Linked DNA regions of Homo sapiens: region 2 is linked to region 1. The links are chromatin contacts, found by Hi-C or POLR2A ChIA-PET in ENCODE. All regions are on one chromosome and are shown on one strand. The core of a region is the stretch at or near the end of the contact, and the rest is flanking DNA. Distances in the headings are between cores, read along the strand shown.

The links. Hi-C counts contacts between places; a loop is a spot of excess contacts on that map. ChIA-PET counts read pairs that join two places held with the same protein, here RNA polymerase II (POLR2A). Pooled maps may share reads with other maps.
Region 2: a loop to region 1 is called in a pooled map, with 3 times the contacts of the local background. The contact joins the promoter of LINC02022 here to the enhancer-like site in region 1. A Hi-C loop is called at or near these places in 2 of 168 maps with a recorded cell type or tissue (chondrocyte and naive thymus-derived CD4-positive, alpha-beta T cell), 2 of 37 single-sample maps with no recorded cell type and 12 of 50 pooled maps. POLR2A ChIA-PET finds 5 or more read pairs at or near these places in 5 of 52 experiments (OCI-LY7, PC-3, activated T-cell and 2 more).

Annotation. Positions count from the first base shown.
Region 1 is chr3:12,718,299-12,721,601 of GRCh38, forward strand. No RefSeq gene overlaps it. Among named protein-coding and RNA genes, the nearest start is that of TMEM40, 39 kb to the right of the region's middle. RefSeq lists an enhancer at 1,728-1,777. Within about 2 kb of position 1,838, at least 2 of the 41 ENCODE cell types and tissues checked have a DNase peak (open chromatin) inside an H3K27ac peak, as active enhancers do.
Region 2 is chr3:12,883,479-12,886,781 of GRCh38, forward strand. It overlaps LINC02022 (long intergenic non-protein coding RNA 2022), which reads right to left and starts at 1,733. Exons shown (of 3, transcript NR_136189.1): 1 at 1,381-1,733. LOC105376956 (a long non-coding RNA gene) reads left to right here. Exons shown (of 5, transcript XR_940601.4): 4 at 325-527. RefSeq lists enhancers at 1,483-1,612, 1,703-1,792.

The sequences.
Region 1 (3,303 bases), core at 588-3,087:
TTTTTTTTTGAGACGGAGTCTTGCTCTGTGGCCCAGGCTGGAGTGCAATGGCACGATCTCTGCTCACTGCAAGCTCCGCCTCCCGGGTTCACGCCATTCTCCTGCCTCAGCCTCCCGAGTAGCTGGGACTACAGGCGTGCGCCACCTTGCCCGGCTAATTTTTTGTATTTTTAGTAGAGACGGGGTTTCACCGTATTCGCCAGGATGGTCTTGATCTCCTGACCTCGTGATCCACCCGCCTCGGCCTCCCAAAATGCTGGGATTACAGGCATGAGCCACCGCGCCCGGCCCCAGGCTGGTCTTGAACTCCTGATCTCATGATCTGCCTGCCTCAGCCTCCCAAAGTCCTGGATTACAGGCATGAGAGACAATTAACAGCTTCCCCCACCCCTTAAAAATAAGCTAGTTAAGGCCGGGCGCGGTGGCTCACGCCTGTAATCCCAGCACTTTGGGAGGCCGAGGCGGGTGGATCACGAGGTCAGGAGATCGAGACCATCCTGGGTAACACGGTGAAACCCTGTCTCTACTAAAAATGCAAAAAATTAGCCGGACGCGGTGGCGGGCACCTGTAGTCCCAGCTACTCGGGAGGCTGAGGCAGGAGAATGGCGTGAACCCGGGAGGTGGAGCTTGCAGTGAGCCGAGATAGCGCCACTGCACTCCAGCCTGAGCGACAGAGCGAGACTCCGCCTCAAAAAAAAAAAAAAAAAAAAGCTAGTTAATACTTCTTCTTTAGTAAATTGGATTGGGAGGAAAGCTCTGGCATGCTCACAGTTTAACCTCTCTAAGCCTCAGTTTCTTCATCTCCAAAATGGAGTGGTACCAAAGTGATTGTAAAGTCAAGTGAGATAAAGTCTGGGGTAACTTCTTTTAACAGTGTAGGTATTCATTACCATAATCCCACTCAGCCTCAAATTTACCTAATATTTACCTGTGTATCATAAAACCTTCTGCTTTGTCAATAATCTTTTTTTTTTCCCCTTTTGAAACGGGGTCTCACTTTGTCACCCATGCTGGAGTTCAGCGGCATGATCTTGGCTCACTTCAACCTCCACCTCCCGGGTTCAAGTGATTCTCCTGCCTCAGCCTTCTGAGAGTAGCTGGGATTATAGGCGCGCACCACCACGCCCAGCTAATTTTTGTATTTTTAGTAGAGACGGGGTTTTGCCATGTTGGCCCGGCTGGTCTTGAATTCCTGACCTCAGGTGATCTGCCCTCGGCCTCCCAAAATACTGGGATTACAGATGTGAGCCACCATGACCGGCCAGCAATCTTGAAAACTTCCACCGCATCCCAAATCTTGAAAAACCTCTCTCTCTTTGTGTGCGTATGAGACAGAGAGAGAGGAGTGAGAGACAGAGGAGAGAGAGAGGAGAGAGAGGAGTGAGAGACAGAGGAGAAGGAGAGAGGAGAGAGGAGAGAGAGAGAGACAGAGAGAGACAGAGACAGAGAGAGAGACAGACAGAGAGAGAGAGAGACCTGAGGTCTTAGAAGACCTGAGGTCTTAGAAGGCTGGAGGCAAGGTCCCTCCTTTCCATTCTTTAATTTCCTCCGTTTTTCGAGGGAAACACTACGACTTGTTTGGAGTCTTACGGATAAGAGCCCTCTGTTACTAATGATATTAATAATGGCATCTGTTAATGAGGACGTCGTTATTATCTAACATTGGCAGGAGAAGAAAGCTCCGCGGCACAAGGGAGCAACCTCTCGTGTTCTGCAGACCCGATTTCGCATTTGGGAGAAGAGCTCTACTCCCCACAAAAGTCAGTGACACTCCAGACCCTGCAGAGACGCCTCCAGGGTGCGAAGTGGACTCTGGCCGACCTGTCAGGGGCAGCAGCCAGAATCCATCAGTTAACCACTCTGAAGGAAGTTTCTGCTTCAACGTTTTCCCCGTTGCTAGGAAACACTGCTTTGCCGCTGCTCATTGGTTAGCGCCCCCTCTTGTGTCTATGCCCTGTAATAGCACCCACAGTTGAGCAAACAGTAAAGACTAACACATGATTTAAATCGTCTTTATTGTGAAATATAACATACAGAAAAGTATCTAGGATATACATACAGCTTGGAAAATAGATATTGTGTATCTATTGTGTAACCACCACCTACAAAAACAAAGCATTGCCAGCGCATTAGACACTGGCCCTGCTTCTCTCCCTCCTTCTCCCCAGCAGGTGTTTATCTTTTCACTTTCCTTACAGTTTTATTACCTGTATGTATGTATCCTTTTTTAATATTTTATTTTCTTTGTTTTCTGGCTGCTCCTCCAATTTGCCCTGCTTGTTTCTGCCTCAGGGGCTTCGTACTTGCTATTCCTTCTGCCTGAAACACTTTTCCTCCAGACAGCCGCATAGCTAGTCCTTCACTTCCTTTGCCCAACGTCATCTTTTCAGTGAGCACTTCCCCAGCACTCCCTGTCCCCTGCTTTTTTTTTTTTTTTTTTTTTTTTGACACTGAGTTTCACTCTTGTCACCCAGGCTGGAGTGCTCACTGCAACTTCCACCTCCTGGGTTCAAGCGATTCTCCTGCCTCAGCCTTTCAAGTAGCTGGAATTACAGCCACCCACCACCATGCCCACCTAATTATTGTAGTTTTAGTAGAGACAGGGTTTCACCGTGTTGGCCAGGCTGGTCTCAAACTCCTGACCTCAGGTGATCCACCTTCCTCGGCCTCTCAAAGTGCTGGGATTACAGGCGTGAGCCACTGTGCCCAGCCCCCTCTTCTTACATAGCACTTAGCACCCTCTGACACATTTTTCTTACCTCCATCTTCCTCCACTAGAGTTGAAGCTACAACAGAGTTTCTCAGCTTCAGCACTATTGCCGTCTGAGGCTGGAGAATTCATTGTTATGGAGGCCTAGCCCGTGCACTGCAGGGCATTTGGGAGTATCCCTGGCCTTTACAAACCAGATGCCAGTTGCGCCCTCCTCACCATGGTTGTGACAACTAAAAGTGTCTCCAGGCATTGCCAAATGTTCCCTGGTTGGTGGTGCGGCAGGATGGTGGCCAGGGCAAAAATCACCTCACTGAGAATTGCTAAGACTTTGGGCTGGCTTTGTTTACCCCTTGTCTAAAACACAGTCAGGTAGCCAGTAAGTGTTTACTCATCTCAGTCTCAGCAGAGCCTGGCACACAGAGTGAAGTCTCAATAGAAGTTTGATGAATGAGGCCGGGTGCCATGGTTCATGCCTATAATCCTAGCACTTTGGGAGGCCGAGGTGGGCGGATTGCCTGAGCTCAGGAGTTTGAGACCAGCCTGGGCTACATGGTGAAACACCATCTCTACTAAAATACAAAAAATTAGC
Region 2 (3,303 bases), core at 483-2,982, 170 kb after region 1:
GTGAATGCACCAATCGGCACTCTGTATCTAGCTCAAGGTTTGTAAATGCACCAATCAGCACCCTATCAAAATGGACCAATCAGCTCTCTGTAAAACAGACCAATCGGCTCTCTGTAAAATGGACCAATCAGCAGGATGTGGGTGGGGCCAGATAAGAGAATAAAAGCAGGCTTCCGGAGCCAGCAGTGGGAACTCGCTTAAGGTCCCTTTGCTGGTTGTGGAATGTTTGTTCTTTTACTTTTTGCACTTAAATTATGCTGCTGCTTAATGTTGGGGTCCACACTGCTTTTGCTGAGCTGTGAGACTTACCATGAAGGCCTGCAGCTTCACTCCTCAGCCAGTGAGACCAGGAACCTACCAGAAGAAAGAAACTCCAAACGCATCTGAAGGTCGGAAGGAGCAAACTCTGGACACGCTGCTTTTAAGAACTGTAACACCATGAGGGTCTGCGGCTTCATTCTTGAAACCAGTGAGATCAAGAACCCACCAATTACAAACACAACACCTCAACAACACCTCATGAGCAGGTAAGGACACCTGGGCACTGCTCAGGGACGGCATGTAGTCTGCAGAGTTGGGAAGCTCTGTCTATACTAAGGGTGTTTTTTGAGGGAAGGGCAAATTGATATGAATGTCGGAATCAAATTCAAGCTCCTTCAATTCTAATCGAGTGCTGCTTTAAAAAAAGCTGGACCAACATGAAGTATCACCAAGCACTACCTCTGTAAGGCAGCAGCCCGAGCTCTGCTCATGGCTGGTCTCCAGCAGCTGCCAGCGGGCTGGCCCTCCTCCCTCATCAGCCATGCTGAGCATTCCCTGCCTTTTCGGGAGAACACGCGGTCACGCGGGCTGCAGTAAGGCAGGAGGAAGGAGCAGGCGGAAATGCTGAGGAACTCCTTGGTTCTCTCACCCCAGAACTCTTCCCAGCCTGCCAGGCTCTGGGCCTGAGGGATCATTCACCCACCAATCCCACCCCGTGACTTAGTCATGGAGGAAGTGAGGCCTGGAGAGAGGGGACTTGTCCCAGCAGGGATTAGGGCTTTCTTCCCTGCTGTGTGGCAGACGCTCCTGCACCGAATTCTGCCATGCCACGCACCACATGCTCACTGGCGCCTTTTTTGGGTTCTCAGTGCTGCCCCCACAAGCTTAACTTGTAGCTGGGGAAGACCAGCAGAGGTCGGAACAATTAATACAATCACGCAGCCTGAGAGAGAGCAGTAGTGCTACGGAAAAAGAGTACTTCAATTTAAAAATTCTAATTGTAAAAATAAATTTTAAAGAGAACTGGCCCAGGACATCCATGCCACATTCCCTCTTCCTCCAGGCCCTTCCTGACGCCCTTGACTCCGGCCTGTCCTGAGGCATGCAGATGCCACTCACCTCCAAGTTCTCCAGAACCTCTGGGACACCAAAGACCCTGACCTCGGAGGTGGTGTAGTGGTTGCTCAGAAGGATTTCAGACTGCTTGGCATAGAGATCTGGGCTGAAGGGTACTGGCCAGCTGGCAAATGACACGGAGTTCAGCCTTGTCCTCACACAGCGAGGGAAGGACGGGGAGGTTTGGAGCTGACAGTCAACAAATGGGTAATGGGCGGCCATTAGTGAAGTGGCAGGAAGTGGGGCAGCACACACAGCGCGAGTTGTTTTGTGTATGAACGGCCAGGCGACGGTGTCTGAACATCTTTCCTTAATTTTGCGAACGGAAACAGGGCACGATGAACCTGGGAACTCACAAAAATGATGAGCATAGAGCTCTGCGGGGTGCGGTAAGAAGGGGGGAGGGGATGAAAATATCTTTGCATGGGGTTTTGACTTGTGAGCCATGCAAGTATTTTACATGTTCAAAACCTACAATTAAGCCCCCAAGGAGGAACAAAAACTCAAACTGTAACTTGTCTTCCTATCCATCCACCGTCACCAGACAGCAGCAGCTTAATGTAGAGGTGGAATGGGTCACTGCAGCCACAGCACACAGCCACCTGGGGACATGGCCTTAGAAGGCCAGGGCTCTGCCTTACAGGGAGCGGTGCATGCTGTGAGCCAGAGACCACCACGTGGTGCTGTCTCCTCCCCAGCAGGGGTCTGCAGCTGGGGGTGCAGGTGGCAGGGGCTCCTCTCATGCTCTTACCTAGTAACCCTTGCACGGAATGTTTGCTTCCTGCCCCAGAAACTTTGAGTTCTGCTTGTTTGGAGGTCTTAGTTTCTACGAGGGAATGCTTCCCCAGAGGAAATCTGGCATGGTTCCAGTGCATTGGAAGATGAGACTTTCCCCTGGCCATGTGGGGCTCCCCAGGCCACTGAAGCAATGGGAGGCAAAAGGGTTTCTCTACTAGCTGGAGAGAGTGATCCCAGTCACCAAGGCTTTGCTACGCAATGGGGACAAGAACCCAGGGGCTTCTCTGGTATATCCATACCCAATGGTAATGGCTCGTGGGAAATTCTAGCAGCCAAAAAAGGACAGTTGAAGAATCAGAGTCCTTAGGAATGATGGTTTCAGTCACACCCCACATAGGAGAAACTTGAGGCCAGGTGCAGTGGATTCATGCCCGTAATCCCGGCACTTCAGGAGGCCAAGGTGGGCAGATCACTTGAGCCCAGGAGTTCAAGGTTACAGTGAGCCATGATTTTGCCACTGCACTTCAGCCTGGGTGACGGTTTCTCTATAAAACCAATTTTAAAGAAACTTGACCGGCTTAGGTCTGTATGAGGGCAGGGGACAATGGAATGGGTTTGGGAAGAAGGAAGCCACAGACATTACCCACAGCTGTGCCTTCCATTAGCAAAGGGAGGGCTGCAGTAGCTTTACTCACTTTCACTTTCCCGGTTACACACGTGTTAGTTGGTTTGTGCTATTTCCTTCTTTCCATTTTTCACTTTCTATACAGGTGTCGATAGGTAACGTTACAATTTAGTCTTCAGGGAACAGAATATTCAGCAGCGCTGTGATGGAATCTGAGGAGTCACTCAGAGCCCCGCCCCCCCACCACCCCATACACAGTGACTGAGGGACTGTGCCTCATTGTGGGCAAGGGGTGAGAAAACCCCTTCGTGATCTGAAGTGTGGCTGTATCTTGGGAGGTGGAAACACAAGGCTGCTTGCTTGTTCTGAATTTCACATGTGCGTGGAAGGTGCATGTGGAAGCTGAGTGTCATATGGTAGCTGGGTTAGAGCCTTTTTGTCTCTCAGCTCCAAAGCCACTGTTCACCGCCTTGCTCTGTGATCATGGCATTGGACTTTGTCAATGTTCTCCTCTGCCAGTTAGCAGAGGTGACACTGGGGGTGCTACGGGAAGAAGGGGCATC